Linked DNA regions of Homo sapiens: all the other regions are linked to region 3. The links are chromatin contacts, found by Hi-C in ENCODE. All regions are on one chromosome and are shown on one strand. The core of a region is the stretch at or near the end of the contact, and the rest is flanking DNA. Distances in the headings are between cores, read along the strand shown. Region 1 holds the start of SNRNP48 (small nuclear ribonucleoprotein U11/U12 subunit 48). Region 2 holds the start of SSR1 (signal sequence receptor subunit 1). Region 3 holds the start of GMDS (GDP-mannose 4,6-dehydratase). Region 4 holds the start of SLC35B3 (solute carrier family 35 member B3).

Region 1 (5,198 bases), core at 2,372-4,871, 5.3 Mb after region 3:
GTTTGTGTTTTAATTTAATATGTTTATAAGCATGTATAAACATTTAGCATATTTTTATCATAGGTCTAAAAATATTTGTTTACTAAATACCTGTGAAGAAATACCATTAAAAAACTATTTGGTTCTGAATTCTTACTAGAAGGTGGTCTTTTGAAGTTAGTCCTTTCGGTACTTCTCAGATGCCTGTCATGTACCCGATGGAGTCCTTGGAAAGAAGGCCTGTGTAAAGAGGCCAGCCTGGAGGTCAATAACCTGTTCTAGTTTATTCTGGACATTGAGTACCAAGTAGCATTGGCAAAAGTCATCATCATAGCATTGAAAAAACATGAAGTTGCTAAGATGCTTTTTGGGTATCCTCAAAATAGATAGTGTTTCACTTTGTCCCGTAAGAGGAAAGAATTGTCCTGGAACCCATGAAAATGATTTCTGAAGAGTTCTTGGCTCTCTGTTGAAGGACAAGGAAGTATAAGCCTATTCCTTTGGATCAAAGAGAAACTACTGAAATTCACACATTTGTCATTAGATTAACATGACTTCACTGAATACCCACCATGTCTAGTATTGGGTTAGGTACTATGAAGACTGAGTAGAATTTACAAGCCCCCGACAACAAAGCATTGGCAATATGGGTGGGGACAGAAACAGATAAAGCAATCAGTGGGACAACTTTCAAATGTCAGCAGTATATATTAATACAAATTTTATAGTACAGATAGAAAATAGGAAAACATGCTAATTGTATAGAACAAAAATCAAGATTAGATTAATTATTGGGGGCTTTTGGTACTTAGGGTGAAAGTCACCTCCATTCTCATTGCATGGGCTATTTTTCCTCCACAGCACTCTTTTCTTCCTTATTTCACCTCTTCTTCCTTACTCCCTCTCCTAATTTGGAGGAGTTGAAATTAATTTTATGCATTAAATACTGAGTTCGCGTGCCATGCATTGTGCCAGAAGCCATGGAGTCTGTGCTAGAAATACATGGTGAAAAAGAGCCCTCATAATCCAAAAGGAAGAAGAAAATGTGGTAAATGCTGTATTGGGAAAAATGAAGGAAATTCCTTATGCTAGAGCTGGGAGACTATATTAGTCACCTCACCCTGCCATAACAAGATGCCACAGACTGTGAGCGGCTTAAACGGAAGTGTATTTTCTCACAGTTCTGGAAGCTAAAAGTACAAGCTCAAGATGCAGGCAGGGCTGGTTTCTAGTGAAACCTGGCTCATGGGTGGCTATCAGTCTTATCTGATTAGAGTACCCACCCCTCCTTTATGACCTCATTTAACTTTAATTACCTCTTAGGGCTCTATCTCCTTATACAGTCACATTGTGGGTTGGTACTTCAACATAGGCATTTTTGAGGGACTCAATCCAATCCATAACAGAGGCCTAGCCTAGAACAGGAGTCTGGAGACCACTCCAGGAAAGTGATATCAAAACAGATCAGCAGCATCAGTGTAGAGCAGTTCCTCGGGCTGAAACAGTAACTAGAGAGTACAGTCAATTGACAAATCTTTCCTACTCCCTCCAGGCTTGTGCCAATGTTGTCATGAAGCTCTGAGATGACATGGGGCTGTATCCTGAAGAGAGGATATGTTTGACGTGGGCTAAGTTTTAATTTGGTTCACATATACAAACAGGGAAATATACACTAGAACTTTTTATCAGGAGTCATGTCACATCAGAAATAGTCTCACATTTTTCCAGACCAACCAGCTAACTATGGAAATGCAAATAAAAAGTAAGGATACCGGGCTGGGCGCGGTGGCTCACGTCTGTAATCCCAGCACTTTGGGAGGCTGAGGCGAGCAGATCACAAGGTCAGGAGTTCGAGACCAGCCTGGCCAATATGGTGAAACCCCATCTCTATTAAAAATAGAAAAATTAGCAGGGTGTGGTGGCATGTGCCTGTAGTCCCAGCTACTCGGGAGGCTGTGGCAGAAGAATTGCTTGAACCCGGGAGATGGAGGTTGCAGTGAGCTGAGATTGCGCCACTGCACTCCAGCCTGGGTGGCAGAGCCAGACTCCGTCTCAAAAAAAAAAAAAAAAAGATACTGTAGGCAGAGTATGAATACATTAACTTCATACTCCTCTCTTACCAGCTTCTAGCCACTTCTGTATTTTATGGTGCTGCCTATTTATAGTCTTATGACTATTTTTTTAAGTGAGAACCGTGCTATTTGCCTTTAGAAATAATTGTTCACCAAAAAATTCCCCCACAGTTCCTTCACATGGGTAAACAAAGTGCAAAAGGAAACCAAGGTTTGACACTTGGGCTTGAAAAAATTTTAAAAAGTAATATAAAATGGGTTAGATTCTAGGAGTTGAAACCATTTGGGGAAACTACAAGGGCTAATTCCAGGTGTTGGGTAGGAAATGTACAAAGTTAAGCTTGTGTTATCAAAGCAAGAAAGCATTCAAGGACTAATAGGGATACATGAAAGACACAGATGGCTTAATGTGGCTTCCACTGGCCACATTTGGGACAATTTGAGCATCAACAAGAATTATGATGTTAAAGGAGTATATTATATTGAATTAAAAAAAAACCTTAAATCAATAACTTTAAAAACACCTTGATTCCCATAGTGAAGCAAACACTAAAATGGAGGTGTGGAAAGAATGCCAGTTAATAAACATAAAAGGCATGATACTATTGCGGAATCACTTATAACTCCTAATGTAACAACAGATTCAGTGAAGGACTGTATCAAGGAGTTGGGGAACAGGTTATTCTTATGGACTCAAGGTATAATCCACAGATTGCTTACCAATTCCTAAGAGGAAAATGTACTATTAGAATGAAGAGATGTAGCCACCACCTTTACCAAGTGATCAAATTTAGCATTACTAATATAACTGAGTTATGCGTCCCCGTGAGTTGGCAACATCTCTTAGGTAGTATTGCAAAAGTGCTCAAACTGAATCTAATCATGAGGGAAACAAAATCTGACAAATCCAGAATGAGAGAGATTCTACAAGACAACTGGCCTAGGCTCATCACAACATGTAATGATTTAATAATTTAAAAAGGAGGGTGAAGGAGGCTGATCTGGATTAAAAGAGACAATAACTAATTATAGCTTATGAGTTGAAAAAATAAAACTGCTATAGAAATAATTTTGGGGACAATGGGGAAATTTGAATATGAACTGTATAATAAATGATTTTATGGACTTACTAATTTTCTTAGGTTTGATCATGTATTGCGGTTACACAGGAAAATGTTCTTATTCTTAGAACATGCATGCTAACATATTTGGGGGTGAAAAATCTGCAACTTACTTTCAAAGAATTCAGCAAAAATCATTGGGTGGGGCTGTGAATGTGGAGAGAAGAGACGGAGAGAAATCAAACCTGGCAAAATGTTAACAATGAGCTGAAGGACGGCTAAACGAAAGCTCATTGTACTATTTTTAAAACTTTTCTGTAGCTATAAGCCGTTTTTTCTGAGGAAGTCGAGGAGGGCGAATATCTTTCTGGAAAGGCCAGAGCAAATGCACGCAAGAGCTGAGAAAAGATTGGAAAACGCCTCTCAAAATAACAGTCCCGCCCTTCCCGGGACTCTTCCCTATAGGCTGTTCAAGTCACGTGGCGACTGTGGCCCCGCCCACAGCTCCCAGAGGCCTGCGCGTGCGGTCTGCAGTTCGGCCGCTTCCTCTTGGCGGGTGGGCTGCAGCTATGGAGGGCGAGCCTCCACCTGTGGAGGAGCGGCGGCGGCTGCAGGAGGAGCTGAACGAGTTCGTGGAGAGCGGCTGCCGGACGTTGGAGGAGGTGACCGCGTCCCTGGGCTGGGACCTAGATAGTCTGGATCCCGGGGAAGAGGAGGCGGCGGAGGTGAGGAGCGCGGCCGCGGGGCCCTTTCGGGGACTATCGGCCCGGGGTCTTCTCTGGAAGAAGGGAGATCCGCACTGGCAGCCGCGGAGGGAAGGGCGAGGAGTCCTCGTCCGTGTGCAGAGCCGCGATGGGCGCCTGGGACCCGAGGGGCGCCGGGGGCCCTGGAGCAACCCTGACGTCCCTGGGTTCCGGGCTGGGGCGCGCGAGGAACTCCCGAAGGCTCCACATCGACCTCCAGTGCGGCGCTCCTCCCGCGCAACTTCGAGTTTAAAGAAAACCGGGGGCCGGGCGCGGTGGCGCACGCCTGTAATCCTAGCACTTTGAGAGGCCAAGGCGGGAGGATCCCTTGAGCCCAGGAGTTCCAGACTAGCCTGGGCAACATGGTGAAACCTCTTCTCTACCAAAAGTACAAAAATTAGCCGGGTGTGGTGGTGTGAGCCTGTGGCCCCAGCTATTTGGGAGGCTGGGGTGGAAGGATAGCTTGAGCCCAGGAGGTCGAGGCTGCAGTGAGCCGAGATCGCTCCACTGCATTCCAGCCTGGGCGACAGAGCAAGACCCTGTCTCAAAAAACAAACAAACAAAATCCAGGAAGGTGTGTTGAGTGAGGAGGGAATGGCAGATTTGGTATTTATTTAGAAAATAAGTGAACGTGTCTCAGAGCGCTGCAGAGGGATTGGCGGTTTGCATTGTCATCTGTCATACGGATTCCGCAGTTGCACCAGATTCGGTGTCAGGAGAGCTGGGAGTTTGCCAGTTCGCCTTTCTGTGCCTTAAAATTGGACACTTCTGACTGGGACAGCACCAATTCTAGGATTATTAAAGGTTGTCACCAAGAGGTGGTAACTGGCAACTCCTGTGGACATTAGAATTGCTTTTTTAAAAATGTAGGCAAGTGTATTTAGAGTGAACATTCGTGATTTTTGTTTTTTTGTGGGGTATTTTCGGTGGAATGAGAGGAAGGGAAGTGCTCCAATGTGGGGTAATTCATTATCTTTACTATTACTTCTGGGTTTACCATGCTGTGATAATTTCTCCTGGGTTTAAGTTACATGACTGATTCCTCAGAGGCATTTAAAATATATTTGATTTCTGTATATACCATTCATTGTTTATTGTATTAAAAGCACAGAGGAAATTAAAAAATCTTTAATATTCATTTAGAGGGGTATTTGAAGCTGGGAATTCCACTGAGTGGGGCTTACCAGACCCTTCCATACATTGTTTACTCAGCATTGCGGTAACATTGGATTCCTTGTATTAACGTTTAAATAGCACTTTGTTTGCCACTTACATTACTTCATTTAATACTCAAAATAACCCTATGAGGTAGGTATCTTTGGCCACATTTTATAGACGAGGAA
Region 2 (5,646 bases), core at 2,896-5,395, 5.1 Mb after region 3:
AATACTTATGCTCTGTTCTCAATGACTGGTGCCTATTCTCCCAACTTCAATTCACTTTGATCACATTAACAAACCTCTAAAAGTTGGGATTTTAAATTTTTGTATAAGGATAAGCTCTAGGCCAGGTGTGGTGGCTCATGCCCATAATCCCAGTGCCTTCAGAGTCCGAGGCATGAGGATCATCACTTGAGCCCAGAAGTTTTAGACTAGCCTGGGCAACATAGCAAGACCCTGTCTCTACAAAAAAAAATTACAAAAATTAGCCGGGCTTGTTGGGGCATGACGGTAGTCCTAGCTACTCAGGAGGCTGAGGCAAGAGGATCACTTGAGCCCAGGAGTTCGAGGCTGCAGTGAGCTATGCTCGTGCCACTGCACTCCAGCCTGGGGAACAGAGCAAGTCTCTGTCTCTAAAAATAAATAAGTAAGGATAAATTCTAGATGTACTATTGATAACGGTTTTGCTGTGTCCCCAACCAAATCTCATCTTGAAGTGTAGTTCCCATAATCTGCACATCGTGGGAGGAACCTGGTGGGAGGTAAATGAATCACGGGGACGGTTACCTCCATGCTGTTCTCGTGAAAGTGAGTTCTCACAAGATCTGATGGTTTTTATAAGGGGCTTTCCCCACCCTTTGCTCTGCACTTCTCCTTGCTGTCACCTTGTGAAGAAGGACATGTTTGCTTCAATTTCTGCCATGATGGTAAGTTTCCTGAGGCCTCCCCAGTCATGCTGAACTGTGGGTCAATGAAACCTTTTTCCTTTATAAATTACCCAGTCTTGGGTATGTCTTTATTAGCAGCATGAGAACAGATGAATACAATTACATACATTTTACATATATTAAATAGTATGTAACACTAACCAAATCTGTGGGTTCATCTTCTTCTACCTCGGCTTCATCATCTTCATCCTCAATTATGGAATCTTCTACTGTTTCTTCATCCTCTGTAAGATCTTGTGCCACTGCTAACAAGCCTAATGATAAAATACAGAAAAAGCAGTTACCCTTTACTCTGAAATACTAATTTCTTTTTTTAACATCAGGTATAGGCAAAAAAAACTTCCCTTGGACTAACAGAATCTCCCAGTTCACCTGAATGATGCCAATTACAATGCACCGAAGAATATTTATATTTTAGTTTACTAGTAGTCTTAACAACTGCATATCAATTTTTTTTTTTTTTTTTTAAGAGTCAGGGTCTTGCTCTGATGCCTAGGTTGGGAGTACAGTTGTGCAGTCATAGCTCACTGCAGCCTCAAACTCCTGGGCCCAAGTGATCCTTCCACCTCAGCTTCCTGGGTAGCTAGGACTAGAGGCGTGAACCACTGTTCCCTGCCTTCCATGTTATTTTTAATGGGAAATGTGGTTTAACTTCAAAAAGTGCCCAACAGATGGAAAAATGAATGGCACAAACTAAAGATGCCTTGAAGCACAAAGAACTTCAAGCAACTTTGTTAAGCAAATTAAGGAAAATAATTTTTTGCAAAGATAAGAAACTTCTAAATGTAATCCCTGTCATTAACCATACAAAGCAAACTAAACAACCCCCACGTTTAAAAGAAAACAGCATTCTTGGCCGGCGCGGTGGCTCACGCCTGTAATCCCAGCACTTTAGAAGGCTGAGGAGGGTGAATTACTTGAGGCCAGGAGTTCAAGACCAGCCTGGCCAATACAGAGAAACCCCGCCTCTACTGAAAATGCAAAAATTAGCTGGGTGTGGTGGCACACACCTGTGGTTCCAGCTACTCCAGAGGCTGAGGCAGGAGAATCGCTTGAACCCAGGAGGCAGAAGTTGCAGTGAGCCAAGATTGTACCACTGCACTCCAGCCTGGGCGACACAGCAAGACACCGTCTCAAAAAAATAAAAATAAAAAAATAAAGCATTCTTAAGTTCTAATGTTCTATGTAGGAAACACTGTTATCAGAGGTGACTACAGCTGAAACTCTTAGAACTGGATAGTTTGTAAGCCAAGGAACAAATATCTGTAATCATATCCATGGTAAAAACTGGCTTGCATGAAAAACATTGTTTAGTAAAAACTGTATTGGTAGCTTCAGGTTTGATAGCAAAGAAAGAATCCAATTATTTTTGCATGTGGCTTCAAACATGTTTTAAGATATTTTTTCTCAAACTTAGTGTTACAAAGTACAGGTATAATGCAAAAAAAAGGTGAATCACAGTTTTATAGACAATAGTACTCTAAGTAAGTCACATTATATCTATTTCAGGCAAGACCATAAAAAGAATTTCAAAGTTCTAGTGTCTTCCAACATCTCTCAGAAAAAATGATGATGTGGCAATTCTGTGGATAAAAAACATGGGAAGGGAAGCGTGTTTTCACCCAGGAGAAACAGTTAAGGACCATGCATTTGCAGTCTTTTCCATGTCTTTAAGTTCTCACTGGCTGCTAAGATTTATTGCAAAATATTAAAGAACACTGAACCATGCATTATGAACTAAAGAGATTTCACTGCCTGCTGAACAAAGCCTAAAATAGTGCATTCATAACTTACAAGTCCTTTTCAAAAACCAGTAAGAAAAATACCATGTCTGATATAGTAATTTAAAGTCGTGGTTAAATTTGAGCACTTTGGAATATAAAGGCCTTTCATAAATATTAAACAATTTTATTATTTTAATGTTAACCAATAACAATTTTGTCCCCATGAAGTCTAACAGTCTTCATTCAACTGGAAAAACCAAACACAAAAACCGTTTCTCACAAAAAATGTTTACAAGATATTAATTCAGTTTAGATAATGAATTCATGCTTCTTGAAAGTTTTTATAACTTGAAAATAGTTATAAATAGTTCTAAAACTAAAACTACATTTGTCAAGTTTTCTTTTAAAAAGCTTAAAGAGTACCAGCAAACGACTCCTAAAGTAAAAAATCTTGTTAAACCTGCAGATTAACTCATTAACAGTTGTTTAATTCTCCCACTTGGTTTTCTAGCCATTAAACAGAAGCCAGTCACTTCACTTTTCATCGCAAAACAACTCGTGAATACCTGTCACTACCGTTAAGACACACAGCTTGCTTAAACTTACAGAATGAAAGGGATGCTTAGTCAGACTAATTATTTCACTTTACAAATTAGAAAGTCGAAGTTCACGACAAAACCTGTGCAGGAAGTCAAGTTGCCATATTTTTATATTCTGCTAAGTTATTTTCACACTTAATTGCTGGGTTAATTGTTGAAAGAATAAATCTATGTATTAAAAACACTCGAAGTAGGCCACATTTTTTCAGCACAATACGATGTTTCCACAAACAAAAAATTGTTCCATGGAAAGACAAGAAGAGGAAGAAGGCAGAAGGGAGACATCCCACAGGGATTCTTCAGTCTGCTTGGCAGCAGGGGCGGATAACGGGGGTGACGATGGGGTAGTTTTTCTGAAATCAAGCCTCCTAGTAACACATACGGGTCAAGCAGGGCGTGAACAAGGCAGATGACCATTGAACAAGACACTCTGATGGCTTAGATGTGTAGAAAACAAGGGTTTTGGCAAATGAATGAAGACGGACTCCCGGCGTGGAAGCTAAAGACACGTCAGCCCTGAGCGCGAGGGGCTGGGGGTGGAGCGGAGCCGGAGGTGGCCAAAAGAAACAGCCCGGCTGCGGCGCGCTCGGAGCGCAGCCGTGTCCAGCGCCTCCTCCTGCAGCCGAGGACCCTCCAGTTCTGGCCGCTCCTGCAGGCGAGGGTCCAGGGCAAGAGGAGCAAGCCCAGCCCTCGGCCGGCCACGAAGCAAGGTCGCCCGGGCACGGCCCCGCGCTCCGCGTGCAAGGGGCAGGCCGCAGCGGGGTCTCCAGCGCCCGCGGGGACCCCTGCTGCTACGAGCCTAGGCTTGGGGAGAGGGCGGAGAGAGGCCAGCGGGGTGGACGCGGACCCCAGGACCCGGAGCGGCCACCGCCTCCAACTTCAAACTTGCCATCACTGGCATCTCCTTCCTGGCCATCCCCTCCGCACACTCCCCCAGCCTCACCTCTGGGGCCGCCTCGGAACAAGACAGTGGCAGGGAACACGAGTAAGAGAAGCAGCAGCAAGCGGGGGAGGAGTCTCATGGCGCTGCCGGTCCAGTGTCCAGTTTCCGTCGGCTAAGGCTCTCGGCGGCTCCGGCGGTAATGGCGTTACTCTTCATCCGGGCTCCGGGCAGCGAGGGGCGGGACACGTACCGCGCACGGGCCTTTGCCACGCCCCTCCCTGGACCAGGGACCGCCGCCGACGTGGCTGCTCAGCGCGGAGAGGTGGGGAGAGCAGGCCACCGGGAAGTCACGTGGCCGGCTGCTGCCTCTTTGTGGCTCCCGCGAGAGTCCGCCTTCCGCCGCAGTTGCGACCCGGCAGCTTGCGGTTAGCCGTTCTTTCCGCCCAGTTCTTTACTTCCAATTAATTAGCATTGTCAGTGGTTACTTTATTTGAATGACGATCCTCTTGATAACGGCGATGTAAGGAACATGAGCTGCCTTTATGTGGCACTTAAAAGCAAAAAATTTTGTTGGAAGAGAGGACATTGTTCAAAGGAAAAACCATGAAAATACACAGTGGAAAATCTTTGTCCCCTGTCTGCCCACACCCTCTCCCATGGTTAAGTAATGACAATTCTTAAATTATTATTTTTGAGACGAAGTCTTGCTCTGTCGCCCAGGCCAGAGTTCAGTGGCACCATCTCTGTTCACCGCAACCTCCGCCTCCCGGGTTCAAGCGATTCTCCCGCCTCAGCCTCCTAAGCAGCTGGGACTACAGGCGCGCACCACTACGCCCGGCTAATTTTTGTATTTTTACTGGAGACGGGGGTTTCACCATGTTGGCCAGACTAATCTCAAACTCCTGACCTCAGGTGATCCACCCGCCTGGGTCTCTCAAAGTGCTGGGATTACAGGTGTGAGCCACTGCGCCTGGCCAGCAATTCTTAAATTCGTATGTGACATTCCAGAATTATAAGTCACCTAAACAGTGTTTTGGTATGTAGTCAGCATTTGTAACTATACAATAGGTGCAGCAATGGCTGTCCAGTTTTCTTTAGTTTCCTTTTCATCTATTTTGGATTTGAGTTGCTGGAGTAATATAGCAGTTCATGAAATTAATCTGAATATTAAGTAATCTTGGTCTGGACCAGAGTGAGATGTCATAAAGATGAGGAAATAAATCATATGCTTACTATTGTCAATCACCTCCTTAGAGCTGTGCTTTTTCATTTAATTTTCTAAACCTCTCTATGAGCTGGATATTATTTACTGAGGAGAAAACAGACCCAGAGAGGTTAGTAATTTACTCAAAGCTTCAAAACGCTAGCAAACGGCAGATGCAAGATTTGAACAAGGCTATCTGGTTCCAGATTCCATACACTACTGACCTAGGACATTTGCTGTTCTACTCCTGCATTGTTTCCGCTTCAGGTCTCCTTGTCCTGGGGGCTGTAAATGCAGCTTGGACCCACTGCCACCACTACCTACAGTCTGCTAAAGTCACAGCCTGATGGTGCTGGGCTGAATCAACCAAATTCCACTCTGCCAGGCCACCAGTGGCACCGCTGCTGTGTTGCTGCTGCTACTAGGGCGCCCAGCATAAGTGGAGGGCCTCCTCTCACTTTGCTGCTGCCTCTGCTCCTGTGCACGCTACCAGTGTTGCCACTCTATGTCAGAG
Region 3 (5,373 bases), core at 2,874-5,373:
AATCTCACACTGAAATTTAATCCCCAAGGTTGGAGGTGGGAACTAATAGGAGGTGTTTTGGTCATGGAAGCAGATCCCTCATGAATGCTTGGTGCCATCCTCACAGTAATGAGTGACTCCTCACTCTATTAGCTCCCGCTAGAGCCGGTTGTTAAAAAGAGCCTGGCACCCCACACCCCACCCCACCTCTTGCTTCCTCTCTCACCATGTAATCTCTGCATACACTAGCTCCATGAGTGGAAGCCTAAAGCTTTCAGCAGAAGCAGATGCTGGTGCCATGCTTCTTGTACAGCCTTCAGAACCATGAACCAAATAAACCTCTTTTCTTTATAAATTACCCAGCCTCAGGTATTCCTTTATAGCAACACAAACAGATGAAGACAACTTTCATATCTTTATATCTGCAGCAGCACCAAAACAAGCCTTGGACACTGCAGACATGCAGTGAAGATGTGTTCTGCTAATGGAAAAAGTAAGTCAACAGTTTTGAAACCCCACTAGATGAAGGCATGTGGGAGGTAACAGGCTGAAAATGAGATTTCTATCTTAAAGTAGTTCATAATCTCAAGACAAAAGATATGAAATTACTTATACAATCAACAGGGACTGCATACATGTAAATACAGAGGAAGTTCCTGGAATGGCTGCATTTATCAGGATTAGGCTGAGAACACTGAGACTCACCTTAAAAGGAATAAGAATTGTGAGGCCATTCAGCCACAAATAATTACTCCAAAGAGGTACAAGGCAACAGTATTCAAAAAACAGCAAGAACATCTCCAAGAGTGCAGTAAAGAACAGCATCATTAGCCAATGGGGGTGAGCTTTTAAGAGTGGCTGGCAGAGGGCCTGGAGACAGCAATGCAAAGCCAGAGCCTGAGCTTCTTTAAAGCCTATTTAATAAGGTTCCCACTTTGGAAAAGGAGTGTGTCAAGAACCGATGGGAGGGGAAGGCTAGAATAAGAAGCCTGACAATACGTACTAGAGATACACAGCAGACAGGACACCCTGGCTGTCCGCACTATTCTCAAGCGGGAATTTGGGACAACCCATTTAAGAGCCCATCTTGGCACAAATGCCATGATAGCCCCAAGTGCCAGAGCAGTGGCATTTGAATCTGAAATCTCTTCTTAGAGTAAGACTATTTATTTCTCTCTGTCTCATAAGGCTCACCACAGTCTGTATAACAAAATGACTTACAGCAACTGCTGAGATCTGGGTTCAGATCTCAGTTCTGACACTCATTAGATGTACGACCTCAGGGAACATATTTAACCTTACTTAGCCAGGGATAAATGGGGATACTTATTATACCTGTCTCTTAGGTAGGGATATACAAAATGCTTAGCAGAGTGAATAGCTCAGTAAGTTCTCAGCCAATATTATTAAGAAAACATACAATAAGGTATGGATTTTCAGACCCCTTGCATTAACACCACAGTGCTCCAGAGATCCTTGATACTCAAGTTGGGAGTCACTGTCCTGGAATACAAATAAAAAACATAAAAGAGCAGTAAATTCCATCTGCAAGTGTTTATGTGGTAGCTACAGAATTCAGCACTATGCTAGGGGTACAGAAGCCAATGCAACACCAAATGAGGAGACAATGCAGAGGGCAGATGCCGGAGGGAAGAAAGAAACACTGGGGCAGAGATTCAACCCAACCTGAAAGCCATGCAGGTGTTTTAAGTTGGAAATGAAATGAGGAACCAAAAAATTCCAGTCAGGGAGTGGTCTGCTGAGTGTGGTGCTTCAGGTAGACTCCCATGACAGGCTGCAGGACAAACTAGAGTGGGGGCCCACTTCCATACCTTCCTGGCCACTCAGTTCCAGCCAAATGACTGCTCTTAAAAGTCAAAATTAGGTTCCATTTCTAATCTGCACTGATTCATACTGCTGGTCGTGTAAATTGGTATAGGCCACACCAACACAGCACATTAGTTAAGATGTTAATCTTAACTAATTTCCGGACAATACTAAAATAAAATCTCTACTTTCCAGAGATTAGGTAAACTTGGTAAACATTTGAGCTTCAGGTCCAGTCTGACAAAATGGAAAAAAGGGAATCATCTGCAGAAAGGTCCCAGCATTAGAAAACAAAGAGAAGGGGGAGGACAGTATGTAGGCCCTGACCTGTCTTACTGCCTCAATTCAAGGATTCAATTTCTCAACCTCAGATCCTTGCCCTCTTACTAGTTTTCAAACTCAGATCCACCTCTTACTAGTTTTCAAACTCTTGTCTATTATGATTACCTTAAGCAAAGCAAGATGCATGAATAACCAGCAGTAAATCAGGTATTCAATACTTGAAATTGTGTAATATTCTGTGACTGTGCATCTGGCCAATTTCAACTTCTCCTTCTTTTTTTTTTTTTTTTTTTTTTTTTTTTTTTTTGAGGCAGGATCTCACTCTCTTGCCCCAGGCTGGAGTACAGTGGTACCATCATTGCTCACTGCAGCAGCCTCAGACTCCCGGACTCAAGTGATCCTCCTGCCTCAGCCTCCTGAGTAGCTAGCACTACAGGTGAGCACCAACATGCCTGCCTCATTTTTTAAATTTTTTTGTAGAGACAACGTCTCAATATGTTGCCCAGGCTGGTCTCAAACTCCTGGCCTCACCTCGAGCAATCCTTCCACCTCTGCACACCGAAGTGCTGAGATTTCAAGTATGAGCCGCTGCCTCCTGCCCACTTAGCCCTTTCTAACACTAGAGAACTTTGAGAGTGGTTTCAATACCAACTGGACACTTCCCAGCGGTTTAACCTCAGGCAAATCAAACTCCCATGCCTCAGTTTCCACATATATAGAGATAATAAAAGTACCTCCTCAAAGAGTTTGTTATGAGAACTAAATGAGTTAATGTTAGGCAAGCGACTGGAACATGATAGACACAATATGTATTAGCCATTATCACCTTTATCTCAGTGTTATATTGGCCACCACCCAGAGATACCCAGGAGCACACACATCACATTCTTTCTACAGCAATATGTGGGCACGATTACTTCATGACCACTGAATCTAAAACAGCACAGCTTGGTAAGACACAGCGGTCGGATCCCACCTACTGCAACACCTCTAAGAGGCGACCCTCACAAACCAGCCATGCTTAGCCTGAGACATTCCGAAGACCTCCTCTTGATTACCTTACTCGACGAACTTATTCCTTTGAAAATGGAACTAGCCGCACTTTTGGACCAGTGTGCCTCGGATACACTTCCAAATGTGTCAACCTGAATCTCAGAAGTTGGCGTGATTTTAAAAAGTTTTTTAAGTTCTTTTTCCTAAACATGTCCTAGTAGGTGACTCCACAGCATTACTTTCTTTCATGTTCTCTTTTCTATCTGGAAATCCGGTGATAGGGGACGAAACCAGCAAAGCACCCTTTTTCTTGCTTCCCAAACGTTAGCAGGTAAGCGCCCCTTGAGCCGAGACACATCAAGAAGACCTCACCCGCAAGTTCATTGATCACCGGTTCTTTTCCCTTTCCGGCACTAGGAGCTGCGAAGCACGACATGGGCTTGGAGGAAGAGACGCTGCGGTCACCTGAGGGGCAGGTGAGAGCGGGCGGTCCTGCCCGGGTGTGAGCGCGACATCCCGCGCGGCACACACGCTCACAGCCCCCAGAGAAAGACCAGAGGCGCTCGATGTATCCCGCACACCCCACACGCAACACACTAACTGCACCGTACCTTCCGTCCCACCTCCCGGCAGCAGACCCCTTCCGGGACGCCGAGAGGGCTGTTCCTGGAGAGACCGCAGCCCACGAGTAGCGGCGCGTAGGGAGAGCACGCGTGCCCAGGCTGCCTCGGCCGGCGCGCCCCCGCCCCCGCACTCACCTGGCCTGTGATACCGGTGATGAGCGCCACGTTCCTGGGCTTGCCCATCTCGCCGTCCCCGGAGCCCCGGGCGCTGGGGCAGCGTGCCGGTGCGTGTGCCATGTCCCGCGGCGGGCGTGCGGTCGGCGGCAGGGCGGAGCGCGGCAGAGGGCAGGCGCGGTGCCGGCAGGAACGCGGGGGTGTGCAGCACGAAGCGCCTCTCCAGGCTGCGGGCAGGGAGGGAGAGCGCACCGCGCGACCGGCCGCCACAGTCTGACAGGGGCGCACGGGAGGCCGTGCAGGGAGGGCCGGGGGCGGGCCGAGCCGGCCAAGGCGGGCCCGACGGGCCAAGCAGCGGGGCTGCGGCCTGACTGGCGCAGCGTCATTCGCGTCAGCCGGCGACGCTGTAGCAGGCCCCGCCCCTCCGCCGACGGCCACCGCGCGGGAGGGGCGGGGCCTGCCGCCGCCACCGCCTCAGGGAAGAGGAAGGAGGCCGCGGCTTCGCGTCCCGCCTCTCGCCTGGCTGGCCGTGGGGGGCCTGGACGCAGTGGCCTCCCGAATCTCCCAGGACCCTAATATCGCCCGAGGATGCTGGGAGGAACGCTGAGCCGACCTCTCCGTTAGGCTGAAGGTCTGAATTTTCAAACCCAGGGGTCACAGGGCCGGGGTCATGGACTTTGATAAATAATTCCTGGAAACCTGTTGCAGTGCCCTTTGAGAAGCCCGGTTTATGGTACCTGAAGGGCAGTAGCGTACAAGGCCCGTAAACGGGGGTCACAGATGTGGGAGTGACTAACTAGGCTGGCTCTCGCTCTTCTGGCCTTTCCTGAGGCTCGGAACCAGTAACGAGGTTCCAAATAGCTGAATTCAAAGTTTTCTCTTCTGAGGACTGCCAGTGCACAAGAAAGTCCCTAGCCCCACCCGTATGCGGCATAAGGAAATGTTGAAAAGACTGCCCGGGTCAATAAACCTGGACGTGGCAGATTTCAAAGAAAGTAATTCAAACACAGGTGGGGTCCCGGCTTACATCTGTTGGATTTGGCTGCCATTTGGCAGCTGCTCGTTGGACAGGGAGAGGAGAGGAGGTGACTCAGAGCCGGGAGGGCAGCAGGTGTGTGTGCCTAAGCAGTTGGCTGCAATCCAGGACACAGACGGAAACTTCCCGGTCTCCGTTGCTCTGCTTCTCTGTCCACATTCCTCTCCCTAATCGATAACTTCAGATCATCATTTCAAATCACAGAGTTACTAGGGCTGTGCCCAATATAACGTGCAAGAGTATGTATAGCAGACCTGGAACCCCAAAATCAGAAAAGCTCAGGATTACATTTAAAACCTCCCTCTCGCGCTCCTCGAGGTCCGTTAGGAATATTTCTTAGCTATAGATAGACTGGTCTGGTTTCACACCTGGCCTCTCCTCTGCGTTCTATGAGGAGAATGGCTCAACAAACATCTGATGGTGCCTCTGAGTGATGAAGAGACCCTGAAGCTGAGGAGAGGGAACACTTCCATTGAGAGGAACATGCTATAAGCTAGAAATGTCTGTGAAATATACGGG
Region 4 (5,741 bases), core at 1,267-3,766, 6.2 Mb after region 3:
AAACACAAGCTAAAAATCTGGGAGTCATCTTAAGAATCTTTCCTTTTCCTCACATTCTATATTTTGCCAAGATTCCTGTTAACTCTACCTCTATAACTATATCTAATATCTGTTTCGGACCCTACTCCATCAGGCAGCCATTTTCTCTTGCCTAGATTACGAGACTGTTTATAATCAATTCTTCCCTTTCTGACCCATCTGTCACATGGCTCAACGTGAAGTCTGATCATGCTGCATCCATGAATAAGGCCTCGAAGTTAAAAACGAGTTGATGTCCTGGACTCAATCATATTATACATATTTTTCAAATTCCTAAATGATAATGGTATAGCTTTTTCGTTTTTATACTTGTTTCTCCTAAAAGCCTATGAAATCCTTAAGGCAAGAGATATCTTCCTATGATGTTCTGGCACATAACAAAAATGTAAGATTAAATGAAGGACTCTACCACAGTTTAGCAAGCACCATTTATTTAATCAACGTTATTCAGCTCCTTTCCAACACTTTACCACTTCTAATACACTTCTTGGCAACTTTATGTGCTGCAGATCTAGGCCATATGTGCAGAATGAAATCTCTCTAGCACTGTCTTTTCTACATGTATGCCAAAATACCGACATTGCTACTGAAACTCCCCACAAAACATTTGAAATGAACATGAAAATAAATTTGTTTCCTCTGCCTGAGGCATCAGTCTCATAAAACTTGCCCACCAAAGCCTTGCATTTAGAATGCTGTTTTATTAATAAGAACATCACTGGTGAGAAAGTGTGACTGATAAAGACCTCTGATACCTAATAACTGTGATCATTGGGGAATGTCTGCCATATCCCTTCCACTTCAAACATTAATGACTGATACTAACCATCATCTAAAAAAAAAAATGGGCCAAACTCCTTGTGATGCAAGGAGCAAAAATGAAGCATGGAATTAAAATTAGTTTTCAGACTAAATGATCAACATTGTGCTTTGCTTTTGAAGCTCACAGTAATCAGTGAAACTAAAATATATATATATATATTTTAAAAATCACAGGTGTGTATAATTGCCTGAGGCCTCTTCCTAAATTCAACACAGATATTCAACTTCAACTGCTAAAATGGAATAAAAAGGTAGCATTTCCGGCATACAATGTATATTTAAAAATTAAAATTAGTGATAATGTTGAGTTACAATGACCTATTGAAGTCACAATTATTTCAGTTTATTTTTGAGTTTTCCGACCTGAAGGACAAAAGTCCCACACCAAAAAAAGGTAGAATATGAAAAAAAAGTCATTACGGTGTCATTAACCTGAAAAAACGTGATTTTAACTATACTTTGCCACACTCAACGTTACAAATAAAAGAATCTTACCATGCCATTATGCCTTGATTAACTGCGCTCCGGAATCAATCATGGCCTATGGTGTACGATTATAAAACAGAAAAAACAAAGTTCCATCTCATTTCTTTGTACACACATCATTACACAAAGGTGGAGAAACCCTGTGCTAATGTTTGAAGACTATTCTTTTTTTTTTCCAAGAGAAAAAGTTAACACTAGGACTTTATATATTAAGTAATTAAGTAAAAATAACGCTGTCTAAATTATTTTGAAATGCTGCCTCTCTTCCAAGTTCCAAACTATCTCAATTCACTTAGAAAAACGTTTAATCAAAAAACAATTCTAGGCTTCTGATATCCTAATGTAGAAAAAATGCAGATACTCAACACTTAAGATTTTGTTAGCGCACCAAATCATTCCATCTTTTACTTTCAATATTCCTTAAATAATAAAAAGACGGGAGAGATAATTCAGTTGCAAAGACTGGAGGAAACTTGCAGAACTTCTAGTGGAAGTTTATGCCATAAACTTAATAGCCCAGCCAGAACAATCACATTCTACTGCAAGCCAAATGGAGAAAAGAGTACCTTGGAGTGCCCCTATTTAATAAACACGGAACGAGGAAACAGTTAACTGTAAATACAGTCTAGAGGTATCCAGGTGACTGACAGTTCTCCAGAGACCCCGAGAACAGCGTAAAAGACCCCTTGAGGTCACCTCACCCCTGCGAGTCCACGGATTGGGACCTGAGGGAGTTCTCGCCAGCCCGAGGGCGAAAAACGGGCGAGGAGGAACAGATGCTCCTCCCTGGAAACCGCCCGGCCGGTTTCCGCTCTTTCAAAAAAGGGAATCACCCGTTTCTTCCATCCCGACCTCATCCATTCCTCGAACGCTCCTTCTGGATGAGGAAGATGGGCAGTGTCAAGGTTTTCTGGAGGAGAGGAGATCTGGGTCCCAAACACAGGAAAGGCCCCGAAGGCACGCGTACCCCAAGGCCGGTATGTCACCCGGAAGGGTGACGGCAGCCTGCGTGGCGTCTGAGCTAGACGGAGCATCTCCCCCTCCCCTGGTCCGTCGCCATCACCTCCTCTTCCTCCTCCTCCTCGCCCACTCCTGCACTTTCCACCGCGGCGGTCGCCTCCCCGGAAAGCACTCTCAACTCCGGCGCCCGCAGGCCACTTCCGCCTATGTGTCCCTGCGCGCGTGCGCAGACGCGTGGCCCCGCCTCCCGACAGGCCTGTGTGGCCGGTGGCGGGCGGGCCGTTACCTCCCGCGCATGCTCTATGGGGTAGAGACGCTAGGCCGGCACTGCCTAGGTGGGCCGGGCGGTGCGAGGGTCGCCTTTCAGCCTTTACCTCTACCCACTGAAATGGAGTAGGTCGGTGAGCGCCGATCTGCTGGAGAATCTCATTATCCCATCGGCGCTCTGCCTGCTCCTGGCCTCCAAGCCTCTGAAGCCCCTCGGGTTTCAGCTGCCGGCTACCCTCGAGCCCGTGGTGCCCACGAGAGAGGCGACTTTACGTCAGCGGCCCTGGGCTGAGATTTGAGAACGCGACCAAGTGGAGAATGTTGGAGCCAGATTTTAAAATCCTTGTCTTCCTTCTGCGTGCTACTTGATCTAAATGAGATACGGCAAAGTCACAGAACCTGTTTTTATGTTTTTGCCTGATTCATACGGGCTTCTCCGGTGAAGATGGGCCTGAAGTAACGCTTGGGTTGCTTCTGACGTTATAACTCATCCTGTAGCTGCAGCAACCGTGGTCCTTGCAACCTCATAAAAATGTTGCCAGCATTGTTTCGATAGTGCTGCTTAATTCTTGGAAGGTAAATCTCAAAGCTTGAGGACCAGCCATCAAAACTTTTGTAAAAGGTTTTCCCCGCGTTTAGGGCCTCATCCATCACCACTGAGATGTAATAACGTAAAAACCAAGACGGTTTGGGGATGAGCTGTTTTCAGAGAATAATTAAGGAAAATATTACTGTAACGAAGATGGACAATTTTTGAAAGCATGCCTTGAATACCAGAAAGGGATGAATTGGATTAATATGTATGTTAGAATCCAGTCAGTTATGGACAACTTTTAAAATTTTACAGGCACTCTTCAGAAAGGGTAGCATTTGTGTCTTGTATTGGGATCGAGGGTTTGTAAGAAAGCAAGGCACCTACTTTGGTGGTGAGAAAAAAAGGTCTGGGTAGACATTTTCGTTTAATACTTGCCAACGTTGTTAGGCTGGTGTTAGCAACACTTAGGAATGTTGGAATTAAGGCTTAGAGAACTTAAATTTCCTAAAGAGATAGTAAATGACAAAACCTTTCAGTGATGCCATATCGTCACTGTATAATGTGAATTTAGTACTACTGTTAGCCATTTATATGGTGGTTATTTATCAAGTATTTATTAAATGGGCATATGTATAGCTCATATCGTAAACTATGCGTATGAGCTCCCTGTCCTGAAGAAATTAGGGGTTTCCATGAGAAAGTAAATGGCAGTATAAAACAACTTAAGGTACAAGAGGTGTTACAAGGTACCATCTGCTCATGCCTGGACAATTGCAGTAGCCGTGAGCATAGCTTTCTGCATTCCCTTTATTTCTCTACATAGTTGCATTCAGCAGCTGGAGTGATCCCATTAGAACCTGAATATGCCACTCCTCTGTGCAGAACCTTTTAGCGGTTTACCATTTTACTCAGATTAAAGTTCAAAATTCTTACCCTGACTTTTAAGACTGAACTTATTCTTGATGGATCACATCCAAGCTACACTTCAGAGCTTTTCTAATTGCCCCCAAGCACAGCAAGCATCAGTGCTTTGTAGCTGTTGTTCCTTCTGCATGGAACACTGCCCTCTCAGATGTCCACAGAGCTTGCTTCCTCATTTTTTTCCAGTCACTGCTCAAATGTCACCTGGCTCTTCTCTGACTACCATGTCAGTGAAATATTTTTACATGTCAAATGTGAAATGTAGGAGAGACTATCTGGAGTAGTACTTATTATAGAGTAGGTGTTTAATAAATATCGACTCTCTTACAATACTTCCCATTTACTCCTGTGATAACCACGTGGTAAACAAAATTAAAGACTTGCAGCTATGAATTGTTTTTTATTGACTGATTGACTGATTGAGGCAGAGGCTCACTCTGTCGCTCAGGCTGGAGTGCAGTGGCACATCTCAGCTCACTGCAACCTCTGCCTCCTGGGTTCAAGCCATTCTCCTGTCTCAGCCTCCCGAGTAGCTGGGATTATAGGCGCCTGTCACCATGCCCGGCTAATTTTTGTATTTTTAGTAGAGATGGGGTTTCACCTTATTGACCAGGCTGGTCTCGAACTCCTGACCCCAAGTGATCCACCCACCTCAGCCTCCCAAAGTGCTAGGATTATAAGCGTGAGCCACTGCGCCTGGTCCTATGAATTGGTTTTAAATTTTTAAGAAATTAATAATTCTGTAGTATCAGAAACCTTTGGTGTCTTGATTCACATCTTCTGAGCATCACCTCTCATTTCTGACTTGGTTGTGGGGGGCAGTTTCATGCAATCTTACACATTCTTCTCCCTGACAGCTTCTCCTCTCCCACATTTACCAGGCCTCTTTGCTTTCTTCCCTGAGGTTCTTCGGACTTCACACATTCCAGCAGTAGCTCTCTCAGCTCCTGTCCTGCACAGCTTTGAAGTGCTGGTAAGTCAACACATCTGGGGCCCTTCAACCAAGGGGTGACAGTCACTGATGGATAAATGCTCTTGCTTCTTACACTTGAGCAAGATAGTTTTGTAGGCCATTCTGTGTGTTTTTCAAAAAGTCCCAGTGAAATTGGGTTCTGGTTTCTCACAACAGCAACTTCAATAACACATTCTTGTATTATGTCTATATTCTCCCTTCCATTCTCTCATTGTTTCTCACTAGGATCACATCCCAAATTACCTGTCCCCACATAAGTAGTTGTCTCAGGTTTTGAGGGAAACCAAGCTAAGAAATTTGATGTAAGAAGAAAGTCTAGAATGCAGCTCCTCAGAACTCTGGAAGTGGGTTACTTTGCAGTCAGATGACAACAAGGACTTTCTTAGTGATATTAAGGGGAGGACATGTGCATGGCCCAACAATTAAGGCTCTTTCTTACTAAAGCCGATATGACTACTGCCTCTTTGGATGTCCAGCCCATCAGCAGCAAAGATTGATGGTAAATTCCATAAGGAGAGCAATTACACAAAAGTCCTTCCTTCCTGGAGAGAGCCGTGGTTTGTACTTACGGAACTGACACTTCCCTTGATATGACTGGTCTTGTTCATGGTGCCTCTGCCAGTACCATTATATAACAGAGTTACAAACACATGATTGATTGACTTCCTTCCTTCCTTCCTTCCTTCCTTTCTTTCTTTCTTTTTTCTTTCTTTCTTTCTTTCTTTCTTTCTTTCTTTC

What was found. Hi-C counts contacts between places; a loop is a spot of excess contacts on that map. Pooled maps may share reads with other maps.
Region 1: a loop to region 3 is called in a map of CD8-positive, alpha-beta T cell, with 8 times the contacts of the local background. The contact joins the promoter of SNRNP48 here to the promoter of GMDS in region 3. A Hi-C loop is called at or near these places in 2 of 168 maps with a recorded cell type or tissue (CD8-positive, alpha-beta T cell and naive thymus-derived CD4-positive, alpha-beta T cell) and 6 of 50 pooled maps.
Region 2: a loop to region 3 is called in a map of CD4-positive, alpha-beta T cell, with 10 times the contacts of the local background. The contact joins the promoter of SSR1 here to the promoter of GMDS in region 3. A Hi-C loop is called at or near these places in 2 of 168 maps with a recorded cell type or tissue (CD4-positive, alpha-beta T cell and naive thymus-derived CD4-positive, alpha-beta T cell) and 7 of 50 pooled maps.
Region 4: a loop to region 3 is called in a map of naive thymus-derived CD4-positive, alpha-beta T cell, with 18 times the contacts of the local background. The contact joins the promoter of SLC35B3 here to the promoter of GMDS in region 3. A Hi-C loop is called at or near these places in 3 of 168 maps with a recorded cell type or tissue (CD4-positive, alpha-beta memory T cell and naive thymus-derived CD4-positive, alpha-beta T cell) and 9 of 50 pooled maps.

The regions. Positions count from the first base shown.
Region 1 is chr6:7,586,577-7,591,774 of GRCh38, forward strand. SNRNP48 (small nuclear ribonucleoprotein U11/U12 subunit 48) reads left to right here and starts at 3,622. Exons shown (of 9, transcript NM_152551.4): 1 at 3,622-3,837. The coding sequence starts at 3,682. DSP (desmoplakin) reads left to right here. Exons shown (of 24, transcript NM_004415.4): 24 at 1-138. RefSeq lists enhancers at 3,379-4,118, 3,697-3,846.
Region 2 is chr6:7,309,054-7,314,699 of GRCh38, forward strand. SSR1 (signal sequence receptor subunit 1) reads right to left here and starts at 4,146. Exons shown (of 8, transcript NM_003144.5): 1 at 3,989-4,146; 2 at 864-976. The coding sequence starts at 4,067. RefSeq lists enhancers at 3,310-4,178, 4,179-5,045, 4,382-4,451, 4,462-4,521 and silencers at 3,602-3,651, 3,782-3,891.
Region 3 is chr6:2,241,482-2,246,854 of GRCh38, forward strand. It overlaps GMDS (GDP-mannose 4,6-dehydratase), which reads right to left and starts at 4,124. Exons shown (of 11, transcript NM_001500.4): 1 at 3,840-4,124. The coding sequence starts at 3,941. GMDS-DT (GMDS divergent transcript) reads left to right here and starts at 4,272. Exons shown (of 7, transcript NR_046229.1): 1 at 4,272-4,449. RefSeq lists an enhancer at 3,766-4,266 and a silencer at 3,767-4,396.
Region 4 is chr6:8,433,029-8,438,769 of GRCh38, forward strand. SLC35B3 (solute carrier family 35 member B3) reads right to left here and starts at 2,517. Exons shown (of 10, transcript NM_001370479.2): 1 at 2,315-2,517. LOC100506207 (a long non-coding RNA gene) reads left to right here and starts at 2,595. Exons shown (of 5, transcript NR_038980.1): 1 at 2,595-3,150; 2 at 4,912-5,003. RefSeq lists enhancers at 2,145-2,284, 2,257-2,798, 2,295-2,354, 2,555-2,724, 2,665-2,744 and 1 more.